Regions from separate parts of the Homo sapiens genome. Here all the other regions are linked to region 1. A link is a loop called in an ENCODE intact Hi-C map of the cell type or tissue named here. Cell type or tissue: PC-3. All regions are shown on one strand.

Region 1 (8,000 bases):
TGTGTACCCTCCTAGCTCCACTTCCCAGGTGAACAGGAGCTTCAAAAGTTAAGTAATTTTCAGAGGCTGGGAAGGGGGACTGAAGAGAGGTTGGTGATATACTCTGGTTCTGTGTCCCCACCCAAATCTCATCTTGAGTTGTAATCCAAATTATAATCCCCATGTGTTGGGGGAGGGACCTCATGGGAGGTCACTGAATCATGGAGATGATTACCCTCATGCTATTCTCGTGATAGTGAGTGAGTTCTCATGAGATCCAATAGTTTTATAAGGGGCTTTTCCCCAGTTTTGCTCGGCACTCCTCCTTCCTGCTGCCATGTGAAGGACATGTTTGCTTGTTTGCTTCCCCTTCTGCCATGATTGTAAATTCCTGAGGCCTCCCTAGCCCTGTGGAACAGTGAGTCAATCAAATCTCTTCCCTTTGTAAACTACTCAGTCTCGGGCAGCTCTGTATAGCAGCATGAGAACAGACTAATACAGTTGGTCAATGGGTACAAACATACAGTTAGATAGAAGGAATAAGTTCTAGTGTTCGATGGCACAGTAGGGTGACTATAATTATCAATAATGTATTGTATATTTCAAAATAGCTAGTAGAAAAGATTAGAAATGTTCCTAGCACATCATTTCACCCATGATGAAGTTCAAGTTCCTTCTTCTCATGAAGTCGCAGCTTTTTTCTGGCACTAGATAAGCTCAAAGGTTCCTTCTGGCCCTTACATCCTCATACCCTCTGACCTTGAGTCTGACTTTGGACAGGACAGTAGAAGGTCTGCTCCCAGGAGGAGAGGATGCACGTGGGACAATGACTCAGAGGAGAGCCAGACAGCCCCTACACCAAGTGGGTGGGAGAGCCTTCCTGGGCTGTCTTCTGTTTCCCACCACCTCAGGGATACCAGGGATTCTATGGGGAAGGGGAGAGGATGTAGGCAGGGGACAAAGGACAGAATGAGGGTGAAGGAGGTGAGAAAGCAAAGCAACTATCTTCTTAAGGCAAAAAGAAGTCCCTTTAACACACAAAACAGCTGAGGGATGTGGCTGGGACTTACTAGTTTTCATCTCCTTTCCCTCCCAACAAAACTGGACCGTGGGATGCCTTCCCTCCTGGCAGTGCCAGAAGCTGGAATCTCTCCACGTGGTTTTCTGCTGAGGGTTGACCATAGACCAGAAGTAAATGCTCAACCTTTGAAGAACATTCCCTTTTATGTTCGTTTCTGGCATTTCACAGTTTCCTAGCACTCTCAGGTTCACTATTGTGTTGAATCCCTCAAAATGCTCTGAAACAGAGAGGCCAAAATTATCACCTCCATTTTACAGTCTTTATAGGATGTCTACTTTATCTTTATTTCATCTTACCATTTAACTTTGTGTCCTTTTTCTTACAGTACAGAAATTGGAATTGAAAAGAGGAGAGGTTCCATTTGTCTATCACATGCTACCTCCTGCTGCTGGGAGATAACGTGCATCAGTATTGGGAGGAGGGGTCGAGGGTGGTGCTGTGCCAACTCAAGGGAATGGAAGAAGGGAAATTCAAAATTCATTTGTTGAAGTCCTAAGACCCAGTCCCTAAGAATGTGACCTTATTTGGAAAGAGTCTTTTCATAGGTAATCAAGTTAAAGTGAGGTCAGTAGGGTGGGCCCTAACCCAATCTGACTGGTGTCCTTATAAAAAGGAGAAATTTGGATACAGAGCTATACATAGAGGGAAGATGATGTGAGGAGACACAAGGAGAAAATGGCCATCTACAAGCCAAGGAGATCCTTCCTTCACTGCCCTCAGAAGGAACCAGCCCTATCAACACCTTGATTTCATACTTCTAGCCTCCAGAGCTAGAAGATAATACAGTTCTGTTGTTTAAGTCACCTAGTGTGAGGTATTTTGTTACAGCAGCCCTAGCAAACTAATACACTCCTCAAAATCGCCTCTGAGATGGAAAATAAGCCAGCTCTCTAAGGCTCTTGCCAAGACAACATAAGACATTAAAATCAGGCTTATATGTTTCAGGTGGAAGGAACCATGTGCGATGAGAGATGAAAGTACCTGCAGGTAGCTTGAGAGGGAGGGAAAGTTTGTATATGAAAGATGAAATTACTGAGGAGTTTGACCTTTACCCAGAGTACAGTGAGAAGGCACTGAAGGTTCCCGGAGCTGAGGAGGGACGACAGGCAGTAAATCTCAGAGCAATGGGCCGGGGAAGCAGGAGAAGGAGAGAACCAGATAAGCTGCAGAATCGAAGGGTGATGCAAAATTCCAATGTAGACGGAGAGGCAACGCAAGTGAATATAAGGCAAAATGATGAGAAGACAGCTCCCAAAGCACTTCCCTGATTTCTCTTTTCTCTTAATTTACTAAATGAGCATCATCAGAGATGTCATTCATTTCAACATTTGTTGAGCATCTACTATGAGCCAGAGAGTATTCTGGTGTTGAGAAGACAACAGTGAATAAAACAGATCAAAGCCTTAGCCCTCAAAGAGCTGATATTCTATTAGGGAGAGATACATGAAGAATAAAAAACAATAAGCGCATTATCTACTACAAAAGAAGGTTAAGTAGTATGGAGTAAAAAGAGCAGAATAAGGAGGATGGTGCAGCTGTAAACAGGGGATCAGGACAGCTCTCACTGAGAGAGTGGATGTAAGCCAAAGCTTGGAGATGAGGGAGAGATGCCTGCAGCCCACTTGGTGAGCATGATCTTCATTCTCTCTTTAATGCACTAATGGATCATGTTGTGGCCATGACTTCATTCCTTCAGTAAATGGTTCATTAATCAAAAGGGAATGAAGCATAGTGATCCCGACCATTAAAAAAAAAAACAGGGACCGGGTGCGGTGGCTCACACCTGTAATCCCAGCACCTTGGGAGGCCAAGGTGGGCGGATCACGAGGTCAAGAGATCAAGACCATCCTAGCCAATATGGTGAAACCCCGTCTCTACTAAAACCACAAAAATTAGCTGGGCGTGGTGGTGCACACCTGTGGTCCCAGCTACTTGGGAGGCTGAGGCAGGAGAATGGCTTGAACCTGGGAGGCAGAGGTTGCAGTGAGCCAAGATCACACCATAGCACTCCAGCCCAGGCAACAGTGCGAGACTCTGTCTAAAAAAAAAAAAAAAGGAAGAAAGAAAGAAAAAAGAAAAACAAACAAAGCAGCAGAGGCAGAGCTTTGCTTGTTCACTCTGCCTCATCTAGCATTATTTGAGTACTCAGTAAATATGTGTTGAAGCAATTAATTCATCCAAAACCAGTAACTTAGTTTATGAGAACAAAGACACCCCCATAACTTCCCACTTCCCTGAAAGTACCAAACTTGATACAATTTATCAAGGAAGCAAGATTGAAAGATTTATTGAGAGTAAACATACCACTGAAAATATGACCAGAACACCATTTCATTTTTGCACTTTCCCTCCCAGCCCTTGTCTGTATGCATAAGTTAGGTATGATTTAGTGTATTGTAATCACAAACATATGATTTGAGGCTTCAGTGTTTTCCACTTATCATCATGTTGTAAGCATTTTTCTTTGGCATTTCATAGCCTTTTATAAGTACCATTGATAATACACACATGGGGTCAAATTCTCACGGACCGCCATATAAACCAATGTTGTTGGTAAGATCTGTGAATTCCTGAAAACAACGCCTCACGTGGGCTCCATAGCTCAGTGGTTAGAGCACTGGTCTTGTAAACCAGGGGTCGCGAGTTCGATCCTCGCTGGGGCCTCCTGTTGGCTTACTTTTATTTTAATCCATAGCATTTAAATACAGAATAGAGTCCAAAATGGAAAACGTGATTTCCGAAAATGTTACTCCTAGCAGAGCTAAACATTAGTTCTCCTGAAATACAAATGATGACCATCCTTAACGTGCTTTAGAAGTGACCCAGAAGACAAAATCCTAGTCCCCCAACAAAAAGCAGGCAAGGGCAGGAGGAGGGGGAAACTGGCCCGGCAGCCCCAGTATTACCTGGACCTGCAGGCCGGAGTACTGGAATTGGAGGCTCCATGGGCTCGTATTCAACGTCCTGCACACAGGCACCATCCCCTCAATTAAAACCAGCTGGAGGCGGCGGCCTTGGCCGTCAACTCGGCTGCTGGCTAACAGGACAGGCCGAAGCGGCGCTGCGCCTGCAGTTACGGCGCGTGGCCGGCGGGCGGCGCTGTGGCACCGCTCCCCATCGCCTCACCGGAGGCTAGCGGCTGCGCTTCTCCACGCCCCGCCGGGGCCGAGAGCGCCGCCAGCGTGGCCCGAATGCTAGCCGTTTCTGTGGCTGACACGTGGCAGCCCAGGCCCCATAGCCCGGCCTGGCTCCAATGTCCTGCCCCTTCCGAGGCTACTCCCCAAAATAGTCCCGGGTTGCTTGGGAAGCCAGTGTTTGCAGCCTTTCTGACTCTCCGTGTTTTCTCTGAATTCCTCAATGGCGCGTGACTACAGAGTCACCAGAGGAAAGTGCCAAGAGCCTTTTTTCTGAACACATGAATTTTTCCAACCCAGGATTTCTTTTCCCAGATCTGAGGGCCAGAGCTTGATAAAGGACTGTGTGTGAGGTCGCCACAAGCCGCGTGTGGCCGCTGGGTGCTTGAAATGTGGCTAGACCAAATGGCCATGTCCTGAAAGAGTAAAATACACATGAGATTTAAAAGACTTGAAACCGAAACAGGATGTAAGCCATCTCACTAGTAATTTTTGAATTGATTCCATGTTGAAATAATATTTTGGATATATTGGATTATATAAAATATAGTATAATTAAAATAATTATAAAAATAATTGTATAATTACAATTAACTATTTTTTTAATGTGCCTATTAGAAAATTTTAGGTTACATTTGTGGCCCCCATCTGCAGCTTTCATTTATCTTTCTGTTAGATGGTGCAGGTTAGGGACCCAGAGTCCTCTGACCTTGTGTTTAAGTTAATTCTTAATCTGGCTCCCACTAAGTAAACTGTAATAGCCAGAGAAAGTCTCTTTCATCTCTGGGTCTCCCCGGAGTCAGTACTGTGCCTGACAAGCAGTAAGCACAACCTTCGTTGAAATGAAATTAAATATCTCCCCAACAAGCTCTACAAAGCAAGGGAATGTATTTCCTTTTTTTTTCTTTTTCTTTGTTGTTGTTATTGTTTTTTGTTTGTTTTTTTGTTTTTTTTTGAAAGGGAGTCTCCCTCTGTCGCCCAGGGTTGAGTGCAGTGGCGTGATTTCAGCTCACTGCAACCTCCACCTCCCAGGTTCAAGCAATTCTCTTGCCTCAGCCTCCCAAATAGCTGGGATTACAGGTGCCTGCCACCATGCCCAGCTAATTTTTTGCATTTTTAGTAGACAGGATTTTGCCATGTTGGCCGGGCTGGTCTCGAATGCCTGGCTTTAAGTGATCCACCTGCCACGGCCTCCCAAAGTGCAGAGATTACAGGTGTGAACCACTACAGGGAATGTGTTTCTTAAACTGAGTTCGCTTTTGGCAACTGTAAGACTGTTTTGGCTTGCAGTATTTTAGATCTAGGAAAACACACTCAACACCCTCATATTTTGTTAATTATTTTGTCCCTCTGTGGTCAGGATATCTACTGGAGCAATGCTGTGAAGGTGAAGTGTTCACAGTGCCTTGAGGACATAGGACCCACTGATGCAAGACAAATACCCATATTATCGCAAAAGTATTAGCCCTTTACTAACACACCGAATGCCTTTTAGCAAAGCCATTTCGGATCCTTGAATACCTTAGTACCAGGACTACTTACTCTGAGTTACTTGGTCATCAAGTAACAAAGTAGTAAGAAAGAGAGGTTTTTGAAGCGCTCTAATCCCATCTCCCTCCAGTCATTGCTAGTCGTCATCATTCCTCTCCCTTCCCCTGACATTGGCTGATCTCTAGAAAGAGCAAGTACCTGCATGTGTGTATTTTTCAACTTTCCAAACTTTTCAACACCTTAGGCTGTAAGGAAAAGGAATACATTTTGGCTTTTCTATGTCCTAGAGATTGTTTTCTAACAGTCCTAGACCCTTCCAGGAAGACTCACCAGCACCATCAGGCATCCTTCCAGAAAATAAAGCCACTTGCTAGAGAAAAACACTCTGCCTCTCCCCGACCTTTCCAACATTTGAGAGGTCCCATTCAGTTTCCCGTTCTAGACCCACGCACTACCCACCAATGCAAAACCAGTGCTTCAAATGCCTTGAATTTGGTGCGTGTGGTCCTTTAAGTTGATACATGAATTTTGAGCACTTTCCCCCAGCTCAAACACTTCCAGTCCAGACTGTATTTTTGCCACATGTATTTGAAGAAAGACCGTATGAGTAAAGAAAGCAGAATGGCTCAAACATTTAGTCCAGAGGTTAGATCCAATCTCCTCAAACTGGCCTGGGGTTTTCAGCTCTTTCAACAAAACAACCCTGGGTTAATCCCCTCCACCTTTAAGTTGCTGTCTTCATCGGAGGAGAAGCTAAAAGTGTGAAATATCAAGTTGGTTAGACTCTGAAGTTCATTTCGATTCTAGAGAGTATTCATAAGCACTACAAAGGTAGGCAAGGAAAAATAAAACTATGAAAAAGGCGAAGGAAGAAGACTTAAAGATGATCCAAAAAAATGATCTGCAGAACACGATGACTGGTGTTTAGCATCTTCCATAAAGACAGAACAAGATAAAAAGAATCAGAGGTTTGATGGATTCTTGTTAGGTAAGGTTACCTAAAGTAAAAACATGGAACCTGCTTCTAAGTCTTTAAAAAAAAATCTATCCAGAGTATGCCCAATTATAACTCGGCCCCCAGGCCTGCGTTCAGTGAGGCCTCCCGTGGCGTCAGCATGTTCGTGTGGAGGAATGTGGAAGGTCACTCTGTGGCCGTGTTCCCCTGGTACTCCATCCCCTTCCTGACCCCTCCCTGCAGCCACATGAGGCCCAGCAACCTGCCAGTCACTCAGTGGCCTCCAACCAGAGAAAACAACCTGCCAAGTTGGCAGCTGTTGCTCATAAGCGTCCACCAGGTGGGACAGGGAGTGTTGACCCTGGGCGGCCCCCTGGAGCCACCTGCCCTGAAAGCCCAGGGCCCGCAACCCCACACACTTTGGGGGTGGTGGAACCTGGTAAAAGCTCACCTCCCACCACAGAGGAGGAGCCCTGGGCCCCTCAGGGGAGTCCCTGCTGGACAGTGACACAGAGAATGACCATGATGATGCTTTCCTCTCCATCATGTCTCCTGACACCCAGTTGCCTCTACCACTCAGATGATGTCAGGCCCAGTCCCTCAGTGCCTGCGCAAGGAACAGGACTCATCTTCTGAGAAGGATGGACGCAGCCCCAACAAATGGGACAAGGACCACATCCGGTGGCCCATGAGTGCCGGTCATGATCTTCAGCAAGCGGCACCAGGCCCTGGCAGGGCGCACCAGGGTCACCCCAACCACTATAACCGGACCATCAGCCAGATGCTGAGCGAGCGGTGGTACACCCTGGGGCCCAATGAGACGCAGAAATACCACGACCTGGCCTTCCAGGTGAAGGTGGCCCACTTGCAACAAGGACCGAAAGAAGTCCAGCTCAGAGGCCAAGCCCACAAGCCAGGGGCTAGCAGGAGTGTAACAAGGGCTCGTGGGAGCGGAGCATATCAGAGACAGGCACTGCCACTGCCCCTGGGGTGTCCTCTGAACTCCTGTCAGTTGCAGCCCAAACACTCCAGAGCTCGGATACCAAGGAGCAGCTTCTGTGGGGCAGAACGGCTGCACACAGTCAGGAAACCTGGCTCAGCCTGGCCCAAGCCTTCTCCCACAGCGGGGTACACAGCCTGGACGGCAGGGAAATAGACCGTCAGGCACTACGGGAACTGACACAGGTGGTGTCTGGCACTGCATCATACTCTGGCCCAAAGCCTTCTACTCAGCATGGAGCTCCAGGCCACTTTGCAGCCCCTGGTGAGGGAGGTGACCCGTGGGCAGCCCTGCTGCTGCCCACCTGAGCTGCTCATTCCCAGCACATGGCCAGTGAGGACATAGCGAGTGACGAGGAGC
Region 2 (8,000 bases), 180 kb after region 1:
TCCCCCAAGATCCAGAAGTGAAACAAGAATGTCTACTCTCATTACATCTGTTCAGTGTTATAAGGCAATAGCCAGTGCACTAAGGCAAGAAAAAGAAATAAAATGCATCCAGATTGGGAAATAAGTAAAATTGTCTTTTTTTGCAGACAACATGCATAAAATCTGGTGGGATGTAGAAAAAAATCTAGTTTAGTAAGGTTGCTAGATAAAGATTTACATCTAAAAGCAATTGTATTTATATATCGTAGCAATGAACAATTGGAAATTGAAGTTAAATTCCATGTACAATAGTATCAAAAATATGGAGTACTTATGGATAAATGTGGCAAAAAGTGTGTAAGACATATGCATTAAAAACTATAAAATATTGCTGATAGAAATTAAAGAAGACCTAAATAGATGGAGAGATAGACCTTGTTTATGAGTCAGAAGACTATATTGTTAAGCTCCCCAATTTGATCACTTGCATTAACATAGCCCCAATTAAAATCTCAGAAGGATTTTTTTTTAAATGACAAGCTGATTCTACAATTCATATGGAAAATGCAGAGGACCTAGAATAGCCCAAGCATCATGTAATTTCAAGACTTACTATAAAGCTCTAGTAAGTAAGACAGCAGATGAATAGACCATTGGAACAAAATAGAAAATCTGGAAATATACATGTATGACAGTGGACTTCTGACAAAGGTGGAAAGACAATTAAATGTACAAAGGAAAGTCTTTTCAACAAATGGTACCAAAACTATTAGATATTTATATGCAAAAAATTGATCCATACCTCACATGATGTACATAAATTAACTCAAAGCAGATAATAGACTTAAATGTAAACCCTAAAACCATAAAACTTCTAGGAAAAATTAAGAGAAAAATTTTGTTGAACTTGGATTGGCAAAGATTTCTTACAGTTGACATCAAAAGTATGATTCATAAAGGAGAAATTTGATTATTTGGATTTAATCAAAATAAAAACATCTCTTCAAAACACACTGTTATACAAACTACAGACTGGGAAAGAGTCACTGCAAAGCATCTATCTGATAAAATATTTGTATTCAGAATACATAAAGAACTCTCAAAATTCATCTAAAAAAATGTAATGCAGTAAAATTACACTTTACCAAGGAAGATATACCAATTGCAAGTAAGCACATTTAAAAATGTTCACCATAATTATCAGGGAAATGCCAATTTAAAGCAGAATGAGTTACCACTACACACTTACTATAATGGCTAAAATTTCAAAAACTGATTTTACCATGTGTTGGAGAAGATGTGGAGGAAATGGAAGTATCATACACTGCTGATGGGGATGTGAAGTGGTACAGCTATCTTGAAAAACAGCTTGTCAGTTTCTTAAGAAGGTAAACCTACACTGGTCATATGATCCAGCCATTCTTCTCCTAAACATTTACCTGAGACACATTTACCCAAGTGAAAATAAATTATACATGCATAGAAAGACTTGTAGGTCAATGTTTTTGACAGTTTATTTTTTCTGCCCAGCTGGCACATTTACTGGCATTAAATATAAGACCCTTCCCTTCCCTGGCACCAGGAAGCCATGCCCAAGGGGTATCCCTCTGCCCCATTTCTGCAACAGATTCTTCAGGTCTTAGCAGTAGCCTGAGCTGCCCCCAGGGCTCTGGGCTGCTGAATCGTCTGGCTCATCATTTCCATGACAGCATGGTGTGCTCCTGGAGAGCTGGTGGATTTTCTCTATCTGCTTGGTTAGGAAGTCTGTCTTCCTCTTCAAGAAGTCCTTGGCATCCTCGGCTATCTTATCTACATAGTACCCAGTTCCTACATCAATGAGCACATGTTCCACATCATGCAGCTTCTCAGGGACATATATTAAACTCGTCAGTGGGAGGAGTAATTCTCTTCCCTCATTGTTCTCGCTCAGCATGTTCAGACAGTCCTTGGCTTCTACATACTTGGTCTGTACCACTTTGAGCTGGGCAATGGAGGTGGACAAGAACTCCATTTCCTGGTCCAGCTGGTTCTTGAGCATTTCTAGCTGCGGCAGATTCATCTCTGTGATAGTCTTGGAAGTTTTATTTATAAAAGCCTAAAACTGGAAAAAATCAAATATCTATCTATAGATGACAGATAAACAGATTATGGCATACCCATACAATGAAATGCTACTCAGCAATTAAAAAAAGAACCATTATAGATATGTGCAGCAATGTGGGTGAATTTCAAATTATGCTGAATGAGAGAAGCCAGAGAAAATATAATCGTGCATTATTACATACATATAAAACTTTAGGAAATGCAAACTAATGTATTATGACAGACATTCTGCTTCAGGGGCAGGGAGGGATGAAAAGGGGCAGATTACCAAGGGAATAAGGAGACTTTGGGAGGTTCACTATGTTGGTTGTGATGATGGTTTCACAGGCGTATTCATATGCAAAACTGATCAAACTGTGCACTTTAAATACATATAACTTATTGAATGTCATATTTCCCTCAAAGCTGTAAAGAAAAAAAATCCTAACTTTCTTAGATAAAAGTAGTAGTCTCTACTTTTCTCTACCTTTTAAAAAAAATGTATTCTGACAGCATACCCTAGCAGTATATAAAATTATTTTCTTTTATAGCTTCACAGTATACTTTGTTGTATTTAATATGTCTTTCATTCATGGCCATTTTGGTTGTTTCTAGTCTTTTGTTATAAGTAATGCTGGAATAATATAGTTTTGTGCATATATTTTTTCAGCATTTGTTGTTATATCCCCAGTATCTTTGAGATAGATCTTTAGAAGTAGGATTGTTGAGTCAGTAGGTAAATACACAAGTTATTTCAGGAGACGTTGCCAAATCATAGGGGTTGTATGATTTTATATAAAGATCAGCATAGCATGAGAGTGCCTGCTTCCTCCACATTCTCTCACCTACAGAGTGTGTTGTCAAATGTTTGGATCTTGCCAAGATAAGTGAGAAATCATATTTCATTGTAGGTTCATTTTGTATTTCTTGTATCATGAGTGAGGCAGAGCATGTTTCCATATGTTTTTAAATTATTTGCATTTCTTTTCCTGGGATCTGTTCATTACCTCAGCCCATTTTTCTATAGGTTTGCTAGCGGCTATCTTCTTATTTGTAAAGCACTTTATATTTTAGGAATATTAATCCTTCATAATATGTTACAAATATTTTTTCTTAGGTTACCATTGCCAAAGTTTGATTATTTTGCAATTTTTTTGGATGGGGTTGGGCAAGTTTTTTTGGTTTTCCAGTAATCAAATTTACGAATATTTTCCTTTGTTGCTTTTGGATTTTGATACATAATTAGGAAGGTCTTGCCCACTCACATAATACATAGAGACAGTCACTCAATTTTTTCAACTTGTTTGTTTTCATTTTTTACATTCAGGTTTCTGATTAACTTGGAATTTATGAACAATGAGAAAAAGATCCAGTTTTATCATTTTCCATATTGTTATCTAGATATGTAATACCACTTATTAAAAAGTCTGTTAACCAGCTGCCTTGCTGTATCGCAAATTTCCAGTGCAGTTGGGTCTATTTCTGGATTTTTTATTCTGCCCCGTGGTCGGTCTGCATCCTTGGGCCAGTACCATACTGTTATTACAGATCCTGCCCTCCTCTTGTACCACACCCTTCACTGCTCTTCTTTCTCAGGGTTTTCCTGCTTGTTCTTGCTTGATTGTTCCTCTGAGTTGACTTTATATTCAACTCGAAGAGAGACCTTTAAAGGTCTAAAAATGGTATTTTTTATCTACAGATACCATTTTTTCCCCACAGATTAAATGTCCCCGGTTTCTTCAACTTTTGGAACGTGATTTCCATACTATTCATTATCCTTGTCCTTTTCCACAAGTCATATAACCTTAAGATGTGGCCGGACACTTGTAGTCCCAGCTTCTTAGATGGCTTGAGCCCCGGAGTTCGAGTCCAGCCTGGGCAACATAGGGAGACTCCCTCCCCTTCCCCGCAGCCACCATCTAAAAAAAAAAGTGGGACCCATAACTCAACCCATGTGCATGGGGGTGACACGATGACATGACTCCTGGGTAAGACTTTTTAATAGAGTGTCGGCAAGAATGTGAGACAGCGAGCGCAATGGAGGTCTGGAGGCGGAACAGTAAGCAGAGGACTGAGTGGGCAAGGAAGAAAGGCCGCGCACTGCAGTGGCGCCCCATCTGAGCGGTGGTCCTTCCACGCTGTGACAGGAAGGGCCAGCTCCGGGCCGGCACGAGAGACCTGCTTTTCTCCTTTTCCCCAGCTGCCGCCCACAATCCTCCTCCAGGTAAATCCCTGGCCTCATTACTCTGGGGCTCTTTAAGTCGCCGGTTCCTGGCGAAAGCGCCAGTCACTTCCGCCTCTTTTTACTGGGATTCTTCCGCTCTAGCCCTATTCGCTCTTCTCTCCCGTCCCCTCGATAGTTGGTTCCGTCCGCTCTGGCCCCGCCCTCGCCGGCCGGCTCCTTTGGTGCCTTGAGGTGCGCCAGGGGCAGTGGCTGATGACGTGTTTTATAGGCGGCATAAAGCGAAAGTGCAGGCAGCTGTGGAAGGCGAAGTTCAATCCCAGAGTCCGCCCCCTGAATTGGGGCCTTTCCGGAGGAGGAAGCTCTGAAAAACAGGGGGCCCAGTGCCATTCCGCAGGGAATTGTCGCTTGCGTTCAGCTGTTCTACACAATGGACTCAGTACCTGCCACTGTGCCTTCTATCGCCGCTACCCCGGGGGACCCGGAACTTGTGGGACCCTTGTCTGTGCTCTACGCAGCCTTCATAGCCAAGCTGCTGGAGGTGACAGTCCCGATTCCCGGGGAGGGACCCAAGCTGTCACAGGCGGGTGGATGAGTTCTAAGCAGAGTGGGTGCACTGATTGTCTGTGCAAAGGAGAAATGGAGTGTGTCAGATCCGAGGAAAGCAAGACGTTTCTATGCTGTTTAGGGAGGCAGGTGGGAGTGTGTTTGAGAAGGTTTCGTCACTCTTTTTTTTTTTTTTATTGAGTACTTACGAAGTGACAGCACTTTATGTTCTGGTGTGAAGTCATGATCAAAACACAGAGAACCTACAGGTCTTTTCTGCATAACCCCCGGCTCTGTTGTGGGATGGGACCAGTGTGATAGTGTACTTGTAAAGGGCTGTGGAAACAGCATAGAGCAGACAGGTGTTTAATGCACTGTTTTCAAGGAAACATTTAGAATTAAGGCACTAAATTCAAAGCGGTTTATCTAGATCAGTTATCAGGAGCTATCCGAACTTAGTCAGCATTTGTTCTTTGTTTATGTAAGTCGATTTAAGATTTTAAATCTTAGAGGAATAAAACGTTATTTGTGATATTCATTATCATCATATTGGTTTTATTTGCAGCCATAAAAAGTTAGTTACTTGTATATAAAAGGTTTTTTGTCTTATGTGGTTTTTTAAGCAATAAAAACCAATTTATTCAAGACAAAAGTATGATGCAGAGAGATTCCAGCCATGTTTTAGATAACATATTGTATCAGGGCCTATTGAAACTAGAAATATATGCCCAACCTAAAGACATTTAGAGTCATAGTACTTCAAAACACCACAGGCCAAACAATAAGTATGAGACTCCCAGTATCCTGTTTTTCTTAAAGCAGTGAGAGCTACTGAAGATTTTTGAGGGGATAGGTATCTGATAGAGTTGGTTTAGAATTTCTGTGAATGAGTCTTTGTGACTGCTTTATGGTAAGCTTCTTTAAGGTTTCTCATTATTTCTAACATTATTTCTAACATTCAGCTAGTTGCTACATTGCCTGATGATGTTCAGCCTGGGCCTGATTTTTATGGACTGCCATGGAAACCTGTATTTATCACTGCCTTCTTGGGAATTGCTTCGTTTGCCATTTTCTTATGGAGAACTGTCCTTGTTGTGAGTAAATTAATGCATACTTTAACTCATAAATTCAAGTATGGTTTTATAATCACAGTCCTTTTGTTTCTTTTTCAGTTTCTAATATGAACAGAAATTAATGCTTTTAATTCAAGCTAACCTTGTAAAATAATTTAGTATAATTTTTGTGTTGGTAAATTCTTAAGTGAATAAGACAACATGTATAATCTCAGTGGGAAAACTTCAGTTTATATGTCTCATATCAAAGTCTAAATTTTAAGAATTAGGTGGGTCTGTATTTCAACTCACAAAGGATGAAAAGAAAGAATTAGATAGGTCATATGTACACTGTTAGTAGAACTAGGAATTCTTAGAGCCATCCTGAAAAATAGTTTCATGATGTGTATGATAAGCCTTAAAAATGGTTATATCCTTTTATATTGTATTAATGTCATGTCTAGTAATCGATCCTAAAGAAATAACCAGTCAGCCGGCACAGTGGCTCACACCTGTAATCCCAGCACTTTGAGAGTCCGAGGCAGGCGGATCACTTGAGGCCAGGAGTTCGAGACCAGCTTAGCCAACATGATGAAACCCCATCTCTTCTAAAAATACGAAAATTAGCCAGGTGTTGTGGCACATGCCTGTAATCCCAGCTACTCGGGATGCTGAGGCAGAGAATCGCTTGAACCTGGGAGGCGGAGGCTGCAGTGAGCTGAGATGTGCCACTGCACTCCAGCCTGGGTGACAGAGTGAGACTCCATCTCAAAAAAAAAAAAAAAGAAAGAAAGAAATAACCAATCATGCATTAAATATCTTACATGGCCGGGCGTGGTGGCTCACACCTGTAATACCAGCACTTTGGGAGGCGGAGGCGGGTGGATCACATAAGGCCAGGAGTTTGAGACCAGCCTGACCAACAAGACAAAACCCCATCTCTACTAAAAATACAAAACTTAGCCGGGGGTGGTGGCAGGAGCCTGTAATCCCAGCTACTTGGGAGGCTGAGGCAGGAGAATCGCTTGAACTGGGGAAGCAGATCATGCCACTGCACTCCAGCCTAGGCGACAAAGTGAGACTCTGTCTCAAAAAAAAGTTTTAAATATCTTACATGAGAGCATTCAGTAGAACAGTATTTATTAGAGTGAAAACTTTGACACAACCTACTGTGATTCACAGTGGGAAAATTGTTAAATTATTGTATGTTCATATAATGGGATATTAGGCTGCTTTATATAATTCAAAGACATAGGAGCACAACAAATACTCACAATTTAACATGAAGTAGAAAAAAAGTAGAAACCAAGACTTTAAGGTATAGATAAACTGTATATTACATAAACATACACACAGAAAATAAATGCTGCAAGGAAATACAATAAAATGATAAAAATTCTTATATCTAGGAGATGAGGTAAGTTTTCAGTTTTTAAAAAATGTGTATTTTCCAGATTTTCTGATTTCATCATGTACTATTTTACTCAGAAAATATCTTTTTATTTCGAAATGCAAATTATATCATGTGTAAAGACACACCGTTAATTTTTTTATCTTCTGTGCAGAATTTGCCTTTCAGACTTAAACATGTTTGTATAAGTGTGTATACTCATACTTGTACATCCTTATGATTATACTATATAGCATTCAGCTGCATAGTTATTTAACATAATTGGGAGAAGATTATTTGTGTAAATGAGCTTTGCAGATGAAAAGCTTTGTATTGAAACTTCACAGTTAAAATGGCCAAAATTATTGGATGCAAATCTTTCTAAAACTGAGTACTCTTTTTCTGATTTCATAATTATATCACATATATCATCATTAATAAATTTTCTCTCACAATTGATTGTAAAATTACTTAAAAAGAAGGGTCTTTTTTCCTGTGAGGCCTTCTCTAACCTCCTGGTGCTTTTCTTCAGATAAAAAGGGAGAATCAAAGGGTAAATGGAAGGGGAAAAGTTGAAAACATTTTACATTTCCCACTCTTGTTTCTCCTATTTGTTAATAAAAAAATTCTAACGCCTTTTTCGTTTTTCAGAAAGTTATATAGGCTCTGTGTCCTAACTGCTGTTCCTCAGCCTCAGCACTTGACTTTTGGAACCTTGGTCTCTGCTTGCCTGTTAGTTTGGGTGAAATGGAGCAGAGGAATTAGCAAG
Region 3 (8,000 bases), 620 kb after region 1:
TTACCCTCGTTTCCTCCTCCGGAAGCCGCCACAACATGCTAATCCTTCAGCAGAGCTGCAAGGGACAGAGAGGGAATGGAATCAATATTTATGAGGCCTTCAGGCCCGGCATGGTGGCTCACACCTGTAATTCAGGTGTGGCTCACACTTTGGGAGGCTGAGGGTGGATCGCCTGAGGTTGAGAGTTTGAGACCAGGCTGGCCAACACAGCGAAACCTTCTCTCTATTAAAAATACAAAAATTATCTGGGCGTGGTGGCAGGTGCCTGTAATCCCAGCTACTTGGGAGGCTGAGGCAGGAGAATTGCTTGAACCTGGGATGTGGAGGTTGCAGTGAGCCGAGATGGCGCCACTGCACTCCAGCCTGGGCAACAGAGCAAGACTGTCTCAAAAAAAAAAAAAAAATTATGAGGCCCTCAGGAAACCTGGGGGTCCATCCATCAACGCCAATCTGTGACCTCGTTCAGATGTTTCTCCAGCTCTGGCTGCTGGAACGTTTATTCCTCCATCAGGGCTTGGGCCATTCCAGGCTGGGGAGAAGAGGCCAGAGGGAGGAGGGAGGCCCCCAGCCAGGTTCCGGCTTGGGCAGTGCAGCCAGCAGAGGGGCTTAGGAGCAGCAGGCAGTGGAGTCCTGAGCAGAAGCAGGAGGGTTGCAGGGCTGTGCTGGCACCAGCCGTGGTACAACTGGGGCATGGATGATGACTGAAGATGGTCAGGTAGAGGAGAGTTGAAGCTTCTACCCTACATGTGTGCTCACTGTTCAGGAGACTCATCAGCGCTGCTTTACAGTGTGGTCGCTGGCTTTTCCCAAGAGAAAGAGGAAACTGCCAGGACTGCTAAAGGCTGGGCCCAGGACTGCTGCTCCTTCTATGGCTCGACACAGGGGGAAGGGGGACAGCCTCGCTTCTTGCTGGGGCTGATCACAGGGGAAGAGGGGTCCAAGGCCACCATTGGAGACCACGCATTCTACGTGAGGGCCACGGGTCCCCCTGTGTCTGCCTTTCCACGTGGGGAGGGGTACATAGCAGCTGTGAACCTCTCATCTGCTGCCCCAGGCTTTTGGATCCTGTCAATGCACAGACTCTGACAGACTCAAACATCTGCCTTCCAGCCTCGGCCATGTACTCTGGTGACTTCCCCAGAATGAGTGTGGCAGGTCGCCTTGATCCAAGTAGCTGCCAACTCACCCTTGCCCTCTTAAACAGCCCCTTTGTGGACAGTGGTCAGTGACAGAGACATGGGTGACCTGCTGAGTGGGAGGGGAAGGCTCCTCTCTGGAGGTTCAGAGGTGGAATTCAGACCCGCAGGCCAAAGTCTCAGAAGGCAGATTTTACGCCCACGCAGGAGTGAATAATAAACTCTTTAATACTGGAGTGGTCTGATTTCCAAAAGGGGGTGCCCTGTCCCTAGAAGTGTTCACACAGAGGCCGGATCATCCCTGCCGGGAGAATGAGAATGAATTCCTACACTCGTGGAGAGGCTGGACTCTTTAAACTTCCAAGATTCCTCACGCTTTTAATCATCCTTCATTCTAATTATCCAGACCCTATTTGGTGACAATTATCATTTGCAAGTCCCAGCAATCCTCATTTTGGGGGCCAATCCCTAGTTGCTTGTGTAAGTAAGCATTGTTGAGAAAAGGGTCCAACAGCTGGAATCCAGGAAGGCCCTACCTACCTAGGCACCATGTTAATGCCCAGCTAGTCAGTTGGGTCCAAGCGGCTTTGAGTATTTCTATTTTAATATAACTGCATGAAATTCGCGCACCCGGGAAAGAGCTCGTGCGGGGTCACTGAGCACCTTCTTTTCTTGGCCCTGAGGTTGGGCTGGGGGTGGAAAGGACCCTCAGCTCAGAGCCCTCCGTGAGGCCCCCAGCATCTACTGCATCACAGATTGGACTGTCCCCAGCCACAGGACAGGGCTCAGGCCTCCCAGTTCTCCAAGAAGCGCATTCCCTGGGGTTGGCCCACAGGACCGGGCTTCTCCGTTCACCTTTTCTCTTGGATTCGTGCACCACCTTGGCTGTACTGAGAAGCAGTAGTGTGAGCAACCAGGTTTGAAGGCCACAGGCTCTGACCCCAATGCCCACCCTGTGCTGCTCCGGAGGAACTCTCTGGGGTCTCCTGCCCCTCAGGCTCCAATGCCGGCCCCAGCCTCACTCTGCCAGGGCCATGGATCCTGCCCTCACAGCCCTGGGGGGGAAGGACCAGTGCCCAGGCAAAGCTCCATGCCTGGCTCACACAGGCCCACAGGAGAGGGAGGAAAAGTCTCCCTCATGAGTAGCCAGGGTCAGGGTCCAATGAGGGCCCTTAACATGTAAAAGATGTAGCTTGAGCTCAATCAGCTTTAACCTTGTCTTTCCATTACCTCATAAAGTAGCATGGAACTCTTGACAAAAGTAGCAAAGCTCTGAGGAGATGTGCGCTTACTGGCTTTCTAGCATATTCCAAAGTTCTCTCTGCCTCCAGGTGTGTTGCTGCTGCAGGGCTGCAGGTAGGCATGGGCCGGGCTGCAACTTGGGGCTCTTCTGAGGACCTGGGACTCTCCCCGGGAAGGGCGGCCGTGCAGCTGTTTCTAGATCAGCGAGGATTTCACCACAGGACTCCCATTCTGTGATCGTGCTTCCAGGCTGACCTGTGGCACGTGTGTGCAGGGTGTCGTGCATGTGTATTGTGCGTGTGGTGGGTGTCCACTGTGTAGTGTGTGTACACATAGTATGTGTGGTGTGTGTATACTGTGGTTTCTCCCCTGAGGCCGGCGCCTCCGGGTGTGGTGTTGGCGCTGTGTCTAGGGTTTCTAGAAGGGGAGGAATGAGGGAAAGAGGCCCCTCCGGGCACTGGGACAGGCTCAAGGGGAACAGCCCCGAGCTGGGTGTTGGCTGAGTGTGAATTCCAGCAGCCAGGCTCACAGACCCGTGTCACCTCTGACGTCAAGTGGCAGGGACACGCTAAAAGCCTTTGAGTCTATTGATTGAGAAGGCTCCAGAAGGTTTTGGAGCGCTGGAAGAAGGCCAGGCCTGGAATTTACGCGTCGGCCTCTTGGTGTCTCCTCCCGCTGAAGGGAGTAAATCCAGGCAGGTCTGGGGCTGCCGGGCGGGCACCTGGGGCGGAGGAGCCTCGAGGCTGTGGTCCTGCAGCACCACCTGGGGGCGGCGAGAAGAGTAGCCGCAGAGGCTCGGGAGGACGCGCCCTCGGGTCCAGCCGCAGCCAGCACACCGGGAGGTGGTCAGGGGTCATCTCTTCTGCGCCGGCCCCAAAGTAGACTGTCCAGTTCCCTGGGAGATACTGCGAAATCTGCTTCATGTTTCCATTCGTAGACAGGAAAAAAAAAAGCCCGCCCCAAAAGCCTGAGCTTCCATTAGGATTACCTTGCCTGGGGTCCCAGAGTGACCATAAAACACCATTTCCCACCCTCCCTGCCCCATTGGTTTGTCAGAATACTGCTTCCACTAAGAGGTACCATCGTTTAAGATTCTTAGAATATTCTACCTAAAAGGCCTGAATATTCTCATATTCATGTGTGGCCTTAGAATGAATATCCAGCCTGAAAGGAGATGGTGAAGTATGCCTGCCTCATAGGGAAACTGAGGCTCAGCAAGGCTCCGTGGAAGAGGGGAAACCTTACCCTCTGAGTGCTCCATAATGGAGTCTATGGAATAAACTGACAGCAGGCGGATTAGCAGGAGGAAGGGTGACCACATTTATTATGCACATGGATGCATCATGGGAAAGAAAAGTGAATATCTCCAAACCAATGAGAGACCTAGAAGCTTATGCGCCTGACTCACCGCGGAGGCAGGAGAGGGGATGGAGGTGCCATGGGGAGAATGAATGATTTGGGGAAAGATGAATGGGCCCTTGGGAGAATATGGGTAGCCTATGACAAAGTTGGCCTGGGCATGGCATCAACCTTCAGTCCCCTCTGCTGTGATGCGAGTCTCCCCTGGCTCATGAATTTCCTGGGGAGGGGGATTCATGATAATTGAGGTCCCTTTGGAGGGTCCGTCTTTAGGCAGACAAAGGCAGCTCAGAGCAAGCCTCCGCCTGCATCCTGTGCTGCCCAGTGCCTTCGGTTCAAGGTAGCTGGCATACCGTGTTTGGGTGGCACTTCCCGAACTCCTTCAGCCCAGTCCCTTGACTTTAAGCCCAGTGCTCTTTCCACTGCTGTCCACGGTGTGTGGCCCTCCCCCCGTGCAGGTGTGTGACTGGGCACCCGCAGAGGGACACCAGGCCACAGGGAAAACAGAGAGAGGCAGACCCAGATAATGCCAAGATGTGCACAGAGCTGAGTGCTGTAGAAGGAGCTGCAGGCATGGGATGGAGGGTGTGACACCAAGTGGTACCACCCACAGGACACATCTGCTGCGAAGATACTCAGACTGAAGTCTGGGTCCCAGAGAAATGACTCTTTATAGCACCTGGAAAGGCTACCCTGCTGCCTGCAGTCTCTGTGGAACAAAGAAGAAATGAATATTGCAATGCATGTCACACGTAAATTCAGCATCTAGCCCTGTTTGTACTTGACCTGGCCTGGCCACCTTGTTACCTTATGCTCCTCATCACAAACTCCTCCCCAGAGCCAGGCTGCTGGCCTCCCTGAATATCCTGCTTTCGCGCCTTTGCTTTTGCTGCTTCCCCTTCCCGGAGCACCTGCCATGCCCCCCTCACACCTTAGCATGTGAGTCGAAGCTTCCTGTACACAGCCAGGGGCTCCTGGAGGGGTGTGTTAGCTTCCTACAGCAGCTGTAACAAAGTCTTACAGACCGGGAGGCTTACACAGCAGAAACCTGTGGCCTCACAATTCTGGAGGCTGCAAGTCCGAGATCTAGATGTTGGCAGGTTGATTCGTTTTGTGGGCTGTGAGGGAGAATCTGTTGCAGGCCCCTCTGCTTGGCTGGTAGTCGACCATCTTCATGTGTCTTCATGCATCATTCTGTGTGTGTGGCTGTCTCCACGTTTCTCTTTTTTATAAGGACACTATTCATTTTGGATGAGTAATGGCCTCATTTTAACTTGATTACCTTTCTAAAGCCTTATCTTCAAATGAGGTGCTATTCTAAGGAACATGGGACGTCAGCAAATGACTTTTGTAGTAGACACAATTCCACCCACAATACCTGGTTCTGGCCTGGCCAGCCACTGCTGAACCGATGGAATGCTAAAGGGAATGGGATTTCGAAGTGAAAGATGGCTTGGAAGTTTGGAGAACATGAGGAGGAGGTCTCGGGGGTGTTGGGGGTGGATGAGCCCATTGCTGTGGGAGCAGAGAGGTCAGAGCATGTAGTGGAAAGGGGTTTGGGGTAAGCTTTTGCTGTTTCGGTTGTGAGAAAAACTTTCTTCCATCTCCTTGGGAAAGCGTTAGCAAGGAGTACATTACTAATCCTTAGACTGGAGTGAGATATGTGTTGGGTCAGGGGCAACGTGAGGACGTCCGGCACTACGGAAGGGCCAGGGGGAGCCCCAGTGGATCTAAATCTTTCTTACCCTTCCAGGACTAACTCACGTCCTTCTTCCTGGCACGTCTGAGCTTGCGTTATTCTGGCAGAAAACAAACTAAATTACAGTAAATATATCACACACATTATTTCCAGCGCCACTTCATTAGCCGGTGCTGTTTTGTAGGGCTAATTAACTGTGGCGCGTATGTTTGTCTTCTCCAGTTGATGCTGGTGCACGTGTATAGTCTGAGGTTTGTTTTTCCCCAGCCTCACCCCCATGGTGCCTAATACACCACATCGTGCACAGCAGGCGCTTGGAGCACGCCTGTAAACTGAAGGCTGCTTGGGATGCCCATCACGTTCCCTTATGCCAGCCTTAGCACAGCGTCGGGGTCGCCCACACCCAAGGCTCCCCCTGTACCTGTGGAAGGGCTAGAATGGAGACAAAAGGCGTGCCCCATACATTGTACTTCCTCAGTTTTGGAGAGGCTCACCCTAAGGTCCTCTGCAGATATTCCCGTTCTCAACAACGTTGGCCACACCCCTGGAGGCTTTGGAAGTTACTAGAAGGGCCCGAGTTTGACAAGGCCTTCTGCTGCTCTCTCTGACCTTAGGCCCTCAGGAAAGAAGGCGGAGGCATTTGGCACTGTAGTGGATGGAAACCAGGCTGCTCCGAGTGGCTGTTTTCTTTCGACGCCAAAGAAATGGAATTTGCCTGAGAGTCTCAGAGCGTCTCTTCCCACTTAATAAATTCTGTTTGAAATGGATGATAATGGCTTCAGGGACAATGTGTTCGAGATGGATTGTAACGGGAGATTAGGGAACAACAGGTTCACAACCCCCAGACCTGACGCTGCAGGCTTTTAGTCAGGGCCCTTCTGGGAGGACAAGCAGCTGGTCTAGGTGGAGGGAGAATTTGGAAAGAATCCAGGGCTGGAGCAGGGCCACATCATGAACTGAGGATGCAGAGGAGATCTGAGGCCAGAAGATGTTTCAAAGGTAGGGAAGGGCAGTGGGGAGAGTGCTGGGGAGGGGCCTCTTTGAGGCTGTTCCAGGAGATCAGCTCTTGCCAGGAGCTGGACTTTGAACTTGGGTCCCGTGATTATAAAATCCAGTGGGCCAGAAACCAATGATAATGATTATGGCCCCTTGCTACATTGGGATTTGGTGCTGCTGAATGCTCTGGCCTCAGAGGACCCCGTGACTTTGGGGTGCTGTCAAAGAAAAAATTATTCGTGATACTTGTTATAGATGGTAAGGCAGACTCTATTCACTGGGGGAATCACAGTAGCTCTCGGGACCACTGCAGTGGGGTCTTGCAGTGGGGAGAGAGACTGAACTCAACTGAGTCCAACAGGGACAAGTGAGGATTCATAGCCCAGGAGCAGAGTGGGTGTCCGTGGATGGAAAATTACTAAGAGGAGGCATTTTTGCTAGACTGACAACAGAATTCTTGCTGCAGGCAGGCCAGGCTGAGAAGATACCCAGGGTGATTAGATTCCAAGGGTGGGGAATTGTTGCTAAACTGACAATAGGATTCTTGCTCAAACTGGATTCTACAAAGACAGAGCGTGAAGCCCAAAGTCATACCTAGTTGAGCAGAGGACTCAGAGGAGCCTAAAGGTTTGGTCAAACGCAAGAGTCTTTGTCAGTGCCCGTATTCAAACCAGGTCAGGGGGAGCCCTGCTGTTGGCTTGCTGGGAGAGAGAACCAGCCCCCGACACACTCACATCATTGGGAATGTGTAAATACTTATGCAATGTGGATTACTATGTGTTTTACACATTACATATTCATGTGGCATATAATGGAAGCTCCCCCAAGAACCAGCAGAGAATGTATGGGAGCACAGGAGAGTGATTTAGATAGAGTAGCTGTCATCATTGTCACCATCATCATCACCCCCATTTTACAGATGAGGGAATTGAGGCCCGAAGAAGCTGGGGGTTGCCTGAAACATAAGAAATAAATGGCAGAGGCAGACCCTGTGGCTCACTCAGGTGCCTCTACTACTGTTATTATTACATGCAGGAATTGCTTATTGAACACATACTTGTGCCAGCTCTCACCATAGCCCTGCAAAGAAGAACCTGAAACTGGAAGAAATAACTTGCAATAGCAGGAATTTTCAGAGCTGGATGTTGAACTTGGGTCCTGTGATTCCAAATCCCATGCTCTGTTGACTTCCTGGCCCTTTGTCTCCTCAAGGTGTGTAGCTCACTCCAAATCCTATGCATATGGGGAAGTCTCCTCTAGCCCCACAGTTGGCATGGACCTAGCACATCCCTTATAGATAAGCCAAGTCAAGTCTAACTTTTTCTTGTGAGGTTGTTGGCATCACAGTTTGTCCTTGGGGATAGCTGAGCCTTTTTTTTTTAGAGCTGTCCTTTGACAGTCCCGCTCTGTCGCTCAGGCTGGAGTGCAGTGGCGCGATCTCGGCTCACTGCAACCTTTGCCTCGCAGGTTCAAGTGATTCTTGTGCCTCAGTCTCCTGAGTAGCTGGACTACCAGTACGTGCCACCACACTTGGCTAATTTTTTCTTTTTTTTCTTTTTATTTTTGAG

The links. A loop is a pair of places that touch in the nucleus more often than their neighbours do. Peaks named below come from ENCODE experiments on the same cell type or tissue, not always from the same donor. Only the 100,000 strongest peaks of a DNase experiment are listed, where the experiment ranks them.
Region 2: a loop joins it to region 1, with 3 times the contacts of the local background. A loop is called at or near these places in 97 of 110 quality-filtered maps.
Region 3: a loop joins it to region 1, with 5 times the contacts of the local background. A loop is called at or near these places in 25 of 110 quality-filtered maps.

The regions. Positions count from the first base shown.
Region 1 is chr1:222,461,354-222,469,353 of GRCh38, forward strand. It overlaps TRT-TGT2-1 (tRNA-Thr (anticodon TGT) 2-1), which reads left to right and starts at 3,652; the gene lies at 3,652-3,724. It also overlaps the pseudogene CICP13. RefSeq lists a silencer at 4,063-4,272. In PC-3, CTCF peaks have their summits at 4,153 (motif pointing right) and 4,355; DNase peaks (open chromatin) are centred at 3,658 and 4,258; H3K4me3 peaks cover 1,569 bases; H3K27ac peaks cover 860 bases.
Region 2 is chr1:222,639,803-222,647,802 of GRCh38, forward strand. It overlaps MIA3 (MIA SH3 domain ER export factor 3), which reads left to right. Exons shown (of 28, transcript NM_198551.4): 7 at 5,752-5,883. It also overlaps the pseudogene LOC107985098. Among named protein-coding and RNA genes, the nearest start is that of MIA3, 26 kb to the left of the region's middle. RefSeq lists enhancers at 3,501-4,378, 3,985-4,104, 4,175-4,784, 4,379-5,254, 4,855-4,934. In PC-3, no CTCF peak of the experiment used is centred here; DNase peaks (open chromatin) are centred at 2,839 and 4,439; H3K4me3 peaks cover 2,567 bases; H3K27ac peaks cover 2,193 bases.
Region 3 is chr1:223,078,452-223,086,451 of GRCh38, forward strand. No RefSeq gene overlaps it. Among named protein-coding and RNA genes, the nearest start is that of TLR5, 61 kb to the right of the region's middle. RefSeq lists an enhancer at 162-675. In PC-3, a CTCF peak has its summit at 3,123; a DNase peak (open chromatin) is centred at 3,000; H3K4me3 peaks cover 380 bases; H3K27ac peaks cover 430 bases.